Regions from separate parts of the Homo sapiens genome. Here region 2 is linked to region 1. A link is an interaction called in ENCODE POLR2A ChIA-PET data of the cell type or tissue named here. Cell type or tissue: CD4-positive, alpha-beta T cell. All regions are shown on one strand. Each heading gives the region's core, and the rest is flanking DNA. Links, peaks and the distances in the headings are about the cores only.

Region 1 (5,372 bases), core at 145-5,144:
GGGTCTTGGGACTGCCTGTCCCTTAGTACTGCCTCTTGGACCAGTCAGGATTCCTGGTTTCCCTGGTAACGGGAAGCACGTCAGCAGTCTGGGCGCTCCCAGCCGGTCCTGGTGCTGCGGTTGCCGAGGAGACGCTGCAGCCTAGCTGGGCCCTGGCAGGTGAGGGGTGGGGGGTGGTGCTGGGAAGCCCCAAGCCCAGCCTCAAGCTTGCTGGGGCTCAGGACCTCAAAGCCCACCCTTGGGTTCAAACTGCTGTGCAGGTCCTGGACAGGGGCGGGATCCCTGAAGGCCTTGAAACCACACCCTATTTATGCTGACAGCTATAGGCTCTGCAGGGCCCCAGGCAGCTGGGGTATTCCTTAGGGGCTGAGTCTCCTGGTATCCCTAAGACTGGGCTTGGCTTAGGCACTGAGGTAACCACTGGAGGGTGGGATGGAGATTCAGGATTGGGGGAGGGGAGCCAGGGCGAGGAAGAAGAGGTGTGAGCAGAAGGGGCTGGGGTCTCATGAACCTCCCTTTCTCCTCCCTTCCCCACCCCCCAAGGAGATTCCCTAGCATGGTGGTCCTGGCCCCTCCCTAGCAAGCTCCAAGCGGGGGAGGATCTTGCCTGGCAGACGCTCTGCCCTGGTGAGAAGGGGGCGGGATGAGCTTTTCTCTGCAGCCCAGCACCAGGCTGTGAGCCCAGCTGGCTGGGCTGGAGGGGCTGTGAGGAGGGAGGGTGGAGGCAGGAGGGGCCGGGAATGAGCGCCATGTTCTCCCAGGACTTTTTCCTGGCCATTATCCTGCAGGACAGCAGCGCAGGTGAGGGGCAGCATGAGGTTGGGCCTCATGTGGGGTGGGGCTGACAGGGAGAGAAGAGTTAGAGGACGCATGAGCGGGTTACAGGGTTGGAGTGGTGTGGCTCTGCCGGCAGACAAGGGTGTATGACACAGATGCGAGGTATGTGTGTATGTGCATGACATGTTTGCTTGCATCTGTGTGCAGCAAGGGTCAGGAAGTGAGCGTCTGTGGTGTCTGCACACATTTGGCAGGGTTTGACGTGTGCCGTGTGTCTGAGTGTGGGTCCGCCTGTGTGTGTGGTACCCACACGTGTGTTGGGGCCATTGTGGTGTGGTATCTGCACACCTGTGTGGCAGGGGCTCGTATGTTTAGCTGCATGCACACACACCTCTGTGGTGTCTGCATAAGTGTATGGCTAAAGTTTGTGTGTGTGTGCCCCTGCACATACATGTGCACCTGTGTGTGATACCTGCCATCTGTGCTGGCATTTTCTGTGTTGCATACCCTGGTGTTTGTGGCTGCACAGGTGTGTGGTAGGGCTTGTATGTGTTGTGTGTCTGTGTATACATGTACGTGTGCAGGAGCTAGAAAGTGTTCACCTTCGTGTTAACTGAGATAATAGATATGTATGAAAGGAGGTTAATTGGGGTCACCCAACATTCATTGCTCCCTTCCTTCTTCCCTCCCTGCCTTCCTCCTTTCCACAGTGTGGCCACATTAGCCACCAACAGGGCCCAGGAGGAGACCTGAGCCATGTCCCCTACTGGTGGCCCCACATGTGGTGACTCCAGACTATAGGCTCTAGGCAGAAGCAGGAACTGTGTTGTGGTATAGCTCTTCCACCACCCCTTCTCAACCATGGGGTCTCAGAGGGGACCGGGCATAGGCACCAGCTGTCTGCTCTTTGGGTAGGCTGACCCTCACCAAGCCTCCCACCTGGCAGATTCCTTCTGGAACCCCAACGCCTTCGAGACGGATTCCGACCTGCCGGCTGGATGGATGAGGGTCCAGGACACCTCAGGGACCTATTACTGGCACATCCCAACAGGGACCACCCAGTGGGAACCCCCCGGCCGGGCCTCCCCCTCACAGGGGAGCAGCCCCCAAGAGGAGTCCCAGGTGAGGCTCACAGGCCTGTTGATTTTGGGCCAGGGGTGGAGGGAGTGTGTGCTGCTGGAGTAGGATAGGACACTCACTCACTACTCCCATCCCTCCTCCTAGCTCACCTGGACAGGTTTTGCTCATGGAGAAGGCTTTGAGGATGGAGAATTTTGGAAGGTGGGTAAGGGGACCTGCTTTACCACGGGATAGCTGGAGGAGGGGCATCATTTTGATACTGATTCCTCAATCCCCTTCCCAAGGATGAACCCAGTGATGAGGCCCCAATGGAGCTGGGACTGAAGGAACCTGAGGAGGGGACGTTGACCTTCCCAGCTCAGAGCCTCAGGTGAGCTGCCAGATGCAGTGAGCTGGCAGTGGGATGGATCTGTCTGGAAGGGGCCTTGGGACAGCTCCATTTATGGGAGCCCTGTGCCAAGTATTACCATCTGCCTTCAGCCCAGAGCCGTTGCCCCAAGAGGAGGAGAAGCTTCCCCCACGGAATACCAACCCAGGGATCAAGGTTTGTTCAAGACTGACACCCATTCTGAGTCTGGGGCCCTCTTATTTGTCAGACAGCCCCTAATGTTGTGCTCTGAGGGGTCTCAGCGCAGTTCCCCAGGTCCTGAGTTAGGAGTTCTTCCAGTCTCAGCACAGAGCCCTGTGTCTGAGCTGGAGGCACTTCAGTTTTTAAATCAACCAGCCCAACAGCCAGGTTGGGGGCCCTTGTAGTCTTAGTTCAGGTGCTTTTTTGTACTAGCTGGGGTCTCATCTGACATCTCCCTCACCCTAACCACATCCCCCTCTCCCTAACCACATCCTGTTTGGGGAGCTTCTCCGTCTTAGTTCAGAACACCCTGCCTCCTGCCACACTCTGTAGTCAGGAACTCTCCAGTTTTGACTCAGATCCTCTACCTCCTGCCCCTCTTCTGTGTCTGGCAGTGTTTCGCCGTGCGCTCCCTAGGCTGGGTAGAGATGACCGAGGAGGAGCTGGCCCCTGGACGCAGCAGTGTGGCAGTCAACAATTGCATCCGTCAGCTCTCTTACCACAAAAACAACCTGCATGACCCCATGTCTGGGGGCTGGGGGGAAGTAAGGACCTGAGCCGGGGGTAGGGGGTGGTACTGTGAGAGTGTGAAGGGAATTATGAGAGATGGGAGGTCTGACCTGCCCACAAGCAGGCTGGGGAAGGGGGATATTGGCCCATCCTAAGTGGCAGCCCTGTGGGATGGATGAGCGACCCCAGGCCAGGACCTTGGGAGATAGTCGCCTAACAACGGTGGAGTCAATGTGAGAGATGACACGTGACCTCCACTAGAGTGAGGCCTGCAGGGCGGGCGGTCTGACACCAAAGCAGGGGCCCCAGAGCTGTGGCTAACATCCCCTGAGCTGCAGGGGTCAGAGATCAGCCACCATCCTGGCTGGAGTCCCACTGAGTGCCTGCTTCTGGTCCTGCAGGGAAAGGATCTGCTACTGCAGCTGGAGGATGAGACACTAAAGCTAGTGGAGCCACAGAGCCAGGCACTGCTGCACGCCCAACCCATCATCAGCATCCGCGTGTGGGGCGTCGGGCGGGACAGTGGAAGGTGGGAATAGGGCTTGGGATTCGAGGGTGGGAGTTCATCCAGCATCAGAGTCCTCCTCTCTAACTCTGTTATTTGCCTCTCTTGTGCTGCTGGACCCAGAGAGAGGTACTATGCCTATTTTCCCCCTCCTACACCTGGACCAGATGCCTGGAAGCACCCAAGCTCCCCTCTTCTGCCCTGCCCCTTCCCACCCGCTATGCTCCACCATTACCCTCCACCTCAGCATGCTTGCCTGTCTACCCCTCCCCCCCAAGAAGGCAGCACCTATGGGGGACCAGCTGTGGGCAGAAGCCCTGGAGGAGCTGTGATGGGCAGGGAGGACGTGGGTGGGGTGGGGACCAGGCTCAGCACTGGATGGTACTGGGAGACACTGAGGTGCCCCTTCCCCAACAGGGACTTTGCCTACGTAGCTCGTGATAAGCTGACCCAGATGCTCAAGTGCCACGTGTTTCGCTGTGAGGCACCTGCCAAGAACATCGCCACCAGCCTGCATGAGATCTGCTCTAAGGCACGGCCCCCTCCACTCCCTGGACTAGTTGCCACCTTTGCTCTACAAGGGTGTGGGTGGGGTCACTGAGTGCTGTAGGGGGGCCCCAGGGCAATGAGGCTCTAATAGATTCTCCCTGGCTCCTCGCCTCCCTTCCTTCCTCAGATCATGGCCGAACGGCGTAATGCCCGCTGCTTGGTAAATGGACTCTCCCTGGACCACTCTAAACTTGTGGATGTCCCTTTCCAAGGTCAGTGTCAAAACCCCTCCAGGTCCAGCTCAGCTTTGTTGGCAAAGGTGGGTGACCCAAGGAAAGGCATGAGCTCCTGGACAGCGCTGATAGAAAAATGAACACATGAAGACTGAATACTCCAATACGTGGAGGGACTCCGGTTAAAGGGAGGCAGGGGACGAGATGAAAGTAGGGCCTCGGCTGGGCAAGTGTCCAGCTTATGCCCTGCTGGTGGGGCTGCGGGTGAGCAAGGTCTGCCACCATGATCAACCTTCTCTTCTTTCCCATAGTGGAATTCCCAGCGCCTAAGAATGAGTTGGTCCAGAAGTTCCAAGTCTATTACCTGGGGAATGTACCTGTTGCTAAACCTGTTGGTATGTGTGTCCTTCTATACCCAGGGGCTGCTACCTTGATCCTAAAACTCTGCCCCTACCCTCTGCCTTCCAATACTTCTTCTACCAGACCTTCCTCATGCTTGGTGTCTCCCTACCCTTTAAAATGCATCCCACCTCCCCATACTTCTGTCCTAGCTCTATTTCCTGTCCTGCCTATAGCAGCAGTCAGCACGCCTTCGCTGAGCATCAGCCACGTGAGTGGTGCTGAACCAGGCACAAAGGGAGACCCCACTCCTTCATCCCATGGAAAAGCTTTGGTGGGATTGGGAGGCTGATGTTAGATGACTGGAGGACACCAGACAGCAGCCTGTAGCTGGGTTTAGTGTTACAGCACCAGCTGTGGGCTGGGAGCATCTGGAGAAGGAAACAGTGAGCATAATTGTCACATACTTCATTGTTGCAAAGAATTTTTTTTTTTTTTTTTTTAAAGACAAGTCTCGCTCTGTCCGCCAGGCTGGAGTGCGGTGGCGTGATCTTAGCTCACTGCAACCTCCGCCTCCTGGGTTCAAGCAATTCTCCTGCCTTAGCCTCCTGAATAGCTGGGATTACAGGCTCCCGCCACCACGCCTGGTTAATTTTTGTATGTTTAGTGGAGACGGGGTTTCACTGTGTTGGCCAGGGCTGGTCTTGAACTCCTGACCTCAAGTGATCCACCTGCCTCGGCCTCTGAGAGTGCCGGGATTACAGGCGTGAGCCACTGTGCCTGGCCTGATCTGGTTAACTCTTATATTTCAGTGCTTTCCTAGTGTCTGCTATTTATTTGTTTATTCACTTAACAAATACCTTTGAAGCTT
Region 2 (5,372 bases), core at 198-5,197, 340 kb before region 1:
ACTATTAATGTCATTGAGAAAGAGTTCATGAATATGACTACTGATCACATTGTTTCAAAATTGTTACATTTCTTATTCATTTTGACATATTTGTCATAATTGATTTGAAACTTCTCTGCAGAATTTCTTGTTAGTATGTCCATGACATCCATCTCATGTTTTAAATACTCTGAAAGGATGTTTTCAGAATCCAAATCAGTGTCAGGCTCTGTGACTTTAGGAAGAGTTGTGGACACATCACAGACCCTTTTTTTCCGACATTGATTGAATTTCTCATGTAAGTCTTCCTCACTCAACTTTTTAGCCTTTACAATTAAAAACAATTTTCGGCTCCTTTCCAATAGTTTGTTTTTATAATCTCTCTTTTTCTTATCCAGTCTTTCTTAAATTTTTTAAAAAACGAATAAGTTCATTGGCTTTTCTTTTGCTGTCTGAAAGAAGTTGCTCTTTAAGGATTATTAGCTTATTTTCAAAATTGAACTCATTTTTCAAAATTTAACTTATGTTTCCATTGAACTTATATTTTATTCTCTGGGTCTTCATTAAAATGTGTTTCAAGTTCTTGCTTGATGGCTTCATATTCTTCTGTAACTGGAGCCTCAAATATGCTTGTTTCGAGTGTCTGAATTTTTCTTTTCTGAATCTGGTTGGTCAGCTGGTTCCGTTAGCCAAACACATGATTCTTCAGCTCCCAGGTCCAGTGGGGTTACACATGGTTTCCAGTTTGCTCATGGCCATGACTTCTTGGATGTTCCTGAAATGAAAAATAAAGTTCTCATGCACCAGAGCTCTCCACACCTTTCACATGTGTGCTAGACATCATTGTGGGTGTTCTCAATATTGATGGGCTTTTTAGTTGTCAAGGTGAGTTGCAATTTGATAGCCTAATTTTGGCACTTCCTCTTACATAGAATCAGTTGGAGAAATTTCTATCCAACTAGAAATATGTCAAATTAAGAACAGGAACAATGAATATCATTCTTATTACTGCTATGCAAACTGTGAATATTTATAACTTCTCTGGTCTTTGTCAATATAAATTTCTCCTCAGAAGGAGACTTTTAAGGTTCTTGGACTTCAAAAACTGCTACCTTGCCCAATGGAAATAACATAACTTCAAAAATAATCCTGCAATTCTGAATGCTTGCCTTATTAAGAATTTATTGCATCTATCTTAAATTTATAATTGATATATCTGTGTTCTTAAATGGTGTGGATACTTAAAAATATCAAATCAGAAGTGTGTTTTTGACCTTTCTTCTTAAAATGCAAAGAACAAATAAATGACTGTTACTCTCTTAGTGCTTGTGTTTAATAAAGAACTTGAGTTTTAGAAATTTAAATCACTGGAGGGATGTAGAAAAAGAGCCTCAGATGTTGCAAAAAAAATTGCTCACACACAGAAGTCACATGTTACCTTAGTGGGCTTCATTTTTCTCACTGTCAGGGCAGGAACAGATGGGAATTTTGATAAAAGAATCACTGAAATTGAGTGTTTCCTCTTTTTTCTGTAAAGCTCTGAGTTTATCGTGCGTCTGGGCCTAATCACTATTCACCCCATTTAATTAAGAAACTATGAAATGTTAATTCAGTATAAAGGGCTATTATCCTCAGAGGTGAAAGGCAAATAAGGGAGCTGTTTTGCAGGCATCTCTGTCCATCAGAGATAAGAAAAATGAGAGCTTTCGTTTAGATGGGCAGTTGCAGAGGCAACCATGGTTTCTTCTCTGTTAGACCACATAGTGTCATGGGAAGAAAGCTAGACTTAGAGTTCTCTGTCTGCTTCTTACTACCTGTGTGATCTTGGGTTTGTCATCTATCTCCTGTGATTATTTTTCTTTTTCCTATCTTGAAAATGGCCATTACCAAAACCATTTCTCATTAAGATGATCAACTGACATATTTTAGTTTTCTATTGCTGCATAACAAATTACCACAAACTTAGAGGTTTGAAATGGCACACATTTATTATTTTGTAGTTTCTGTAACCAGAAGTCCAGGTAAAGTACAGCTATGTTCTCTACTTTAGGATGTCACCAGATTGTAATCTAGTGTTGACTGAGATCATGGTCTCATCGAGGATTTGACTGGAGCTCTGGTTTGAGTGTTTGTCTGTTCTCAATTAATGTTGAAATTTGGTTCCTATTGTGGGGGTGTTAGAAGATGGAGCTTTTGGGAGGTGAGAGGGCCATGAGAGTTCTTGCCTCATAGATAGTATTAATGCTGTTATAAAAGGGTGATTTCAGCCCTCTTTTGCCTGTTTGCTCTTCTGCCATGTAAGGACATGGTGGTCCCAATGTAAACATGGTCCAGTTCCCATATGAACATGGTGTTCGCAAGAAAGCATAAACAGGCTTCCTTTCAATCAGCAGATTTAGAAACAAAAAACAAATACGAAAGTAAAACCTTACAGCAGGAAGTTTTGCACTGCTCTGAGGATAAACTCAGTTTCCTGTCTCACATAAGGGGCCAAAGCCTGGGGTGAAGCTGTACGTCGGCAGCCCCAGCCCCAGAAAAGGAACCTACTCTCCATGCACGTCTCTCTGGAGCAACCTGAAGACAGGATCTTGGCCTCAGGACAGGTAGGTAAAGAACAGAGGAAATAGAGCAGACAGAGAGATACAGCAACAGACCCAGAAACTAAAGTAGAAAGAGAAATTGATGTAAATAAACATAGGGAGCAGTCAGACACAGGGAGATTAAGACATGCTGGGAATACAAATGTGGATTTGGCATTGTCATTAATAGAGCATACTAATGTCCAATATGTGGCATTTAAGGGAAGAGAGTGAGCCAGATGGTAGGAAAAGGAAAAAGACTGGTTCCAAAAAGCTACAAATCTGGGAGAAGAAGGAGTATATAATTGAAACAGACAAAAAACATTTTGGTAACTTTTGTTATCAAATAAAAACAAACACATTTTTAGGTAAAGAGAGACTTTATTCACAAGGATCATTGCAACAAGAGGAAGGAGAGTATTGCAATAGAGAAAACCATCCAACCACAAGAGCTACAAGCATCTCAAAGACCAGAGAGAAAAAGATTTCCTTTTATGGTGAAGGATCAACAAAGCTAGAAAGATATCAGTATGGGGACAGGAAGATCACCATGAAATGTTTTACCCAAGGTCAGCTGATTCTTAGGAGGGTTGTATGCTGGGTCAGAAGAAGGATAGATCAAAACTCACGAGCATGGAAGAGGAAGAGAAATTTAACTGATATTCGGTCAAGTTAATAATCACTTTGTTTCTACTGTCCAGTGAGGATAAACAGTTCAGCTAATCTTTTATGAAGCTGAGAATGAGAATTTAAAGAGTCTGTGTCTGGCCTATCATAAAAAAAAAGACACATATGCCTTATCTAAGTCATATGGGGAGGGGTGGTTTTTTGTAATAATCCCTTTCTCAGAACACAAAAAAAGTGGATGGATTTCTTTAACCATAACTGTTTTCCAGGAACAAAGGGCTCAAGTAAAAAAGTTTCATGTTGTTAATTTGACTCATTTGAATAATAGCTAGTATTGCAAACACAGAAAAGAGAGTTGCTAACTTGACCTGGAAAATTAATGAAGCTTCACAAATAAAGAGAAACATGAACTAGGTCAGGAGTGTAAAATCCTAGGGAGAGAAAGTAGGGAAGGGTTCATATAGTGAAATATGCAAAGTCAAGAAACATCTTGAGGTCCTTGAGGTGGAGGGAAGATGGCTGATGTGGCATTTAAGGGAAGAGAGTGACCCAGATGGTAGGAAAAGGGAAAAGAGTGGTTGTAAAAAGGAATTACAGAGGTTAATTGCTGCCACATTATGAGGGGTCTTAACGGCCAGGGTCACGTAGTTTTCATTGTATCATAAACGAATGTAGGATTTCAAAAGTTTGTAAACAAAGAAGTAAATGATTTAAATACGATTTTCAGGATGGAATGTAGAAAATGGATCACAAGAGGAGTGAGAAAATAGATTCAAGGGCTACTCTCACAGAATAGGCAAATAGGGCACACTAATGTCCAATATGTAATGGGTATTCAACAGGAAGCAAAATTATGGGGGAAGAACTAGGAAAACGAAGCTTCCACGACATAAAAGTTTCCTGCTTCACCATTTCACCATCAAAACTGGGTGGATTTCCTTTATCAAAAATTTTCCTAGAAGAAGATGTGGCCAAAGGGCTAGAGCCAGGAATTTAGGATGAGTTTTTAATTGAATAAACCTTTCTACATAGTTAATCCAACAAGTCCAAAGAACAACTCCTAATCCAAAGGAATAGTAAGATATAGGGTAGGTGTCAGAGTCTGAGGCAAACTAAAATTTGGTAGAAACTAGAAAAGACAAGAAGGGCCTAAAGCATCACATAGTTAACAGCAGAGATACATCTCCTCAAAGAGGTACGCTCTAAGCACAAAATCTAAAGTAGTCTCAAGTGACCTTTAATCCCATTACTTCCTTATTTCTTTCTTAGCACTTAAAAAACTCTGAAAATGTTATCTACTTATTCATACATTTACAAGTTCATAATCCTTCCTCTATTAAAATGTGAATTCTGTAAGGGTAGGGATCTAATCTATTCATCAGTCAACCCACAGCACCTAGAACTTTTTTCAACACACTGAAAGCCCTCAATAAACATGTATGAAGGCTGGGCACGATGGCTCACGTCTGTAATCCCAGCACTTTGGGAGGCCGAGGTGGGTGGATCACCTGAGGTCAGGAGTTTGAGACCAGCCTGGCCAACATGGTAAAACACCGTCTCCACTAAAAATACAAAAATTAGCCAGGTGTGGTGGCGGAACCTGTAATCCCAGCTACTCAGGAGACTGAGGCAGGAAAATTGCTTGAACCCAGAAGGTAGAGGTTGCAGCCAAGATCGACATCATGCCACCCTGGGCAAAAGAGCAAAACTCCGTCTCAAAAAAAAAAAAAGCGTGAAACAAATTCTGGGATTTTTAGCTTATCTTTGATAAATCTCTAATCCATGTTACTTGTGTGATCAGTTTCACTTAAAGGAATATTTTCATGATGGATACAAGAAAGGAGAGGCAGTCAAAAAAGACAGGTCCCTAGAATTAGTAGGATGAAAATATTGTAGAGACATCTGACTTGGTAATTTGAATGTGAGCATCAGGCTTATAGAGAACTTTTTAAGAAAAAGATGAAGTGAGACTAAATGATGAGAAGTAGGTGGAACGAATTCATCAATTCATTTCATCAACAAACATTTATTGAGCCAGATATGCCTAATTGAAATACTTTTTTGAGAAATCTAGAAATAATGAAAATATAAAGAAAGTAAAAACTTATAGAATAGGCAGGAACCAATTTGCATTTAAGTAGTATGGGAAGCCTCGAGTATGTTTTCTTGTCCAGAGTGAAGCAACCA

Evidence for each region. Peaks named below come from ENCODE experiments on the same cell type or tissue, not always from the same donor. Only the 100,000 strongest peaks of a DNase experiment are listed, where the experiment ranks them.
Region 2: POLR2A ChIA-PET joins it to region 1 with 8 read pairs; 3 of 35 experiments call an interaction of 5 or more read pairs at or near these places.

What each region holds. Positions count from the first base shown.
Region 1 is chr11:6,400,174-6,405,545 of GRCh38, reverse strand. APBB1 (amyloid beta precursor protein binding family B member 1) reads left to right here. Exons shown (of 15, transcript NM_001164.5): 3 at 1,724-1,899; 4 at 2,002-2,058; 5 at 2,142-2,227; 6 at 2,338-2,401; 7 at 2,821-2,970; 8 at 3,337-3,464; 9 at 3,564-3,569; 10 at 3,858-3,972; 11 at 4,117-4,201; 12 at 4,474-4,557. Among named protein-coding and RNA genes, the nearest start is that of SMPD1, 12 kb to the right of the region's middle. RefSeq lists a silencer at 1-227. In CD4-positive, alpha-beta T cell, for the core only: no CTCF peak of the experiment used is centred there; DNase peaks (open chromatin) are centred at 975, 2,685 and 3,205; H3K4me3 peaks cover 2,575 bases; H3K27ac peaks cover 4,511 bases.
Region 2 is chr11:6,743,559-6,748,930 of GRCh38, reverse strand. It overlaps the pseudogene GVINP2. Among named protein-coding and RNA genes, the nearest start is that of OR2AG2, 26 kb to the left of the region's middle. RefSeq lists an enhancer at 2,253-2,442. In CD4-positive, alpha-beta T cell, for the core only: no CTCF peak of the experiment used is centred there; DNase peaks (open chromatin) are centred at 2,400 and 3,070; H3K4me3 peaks cover 3,648 bases; H3K27ac peaks cover 4,833 bases.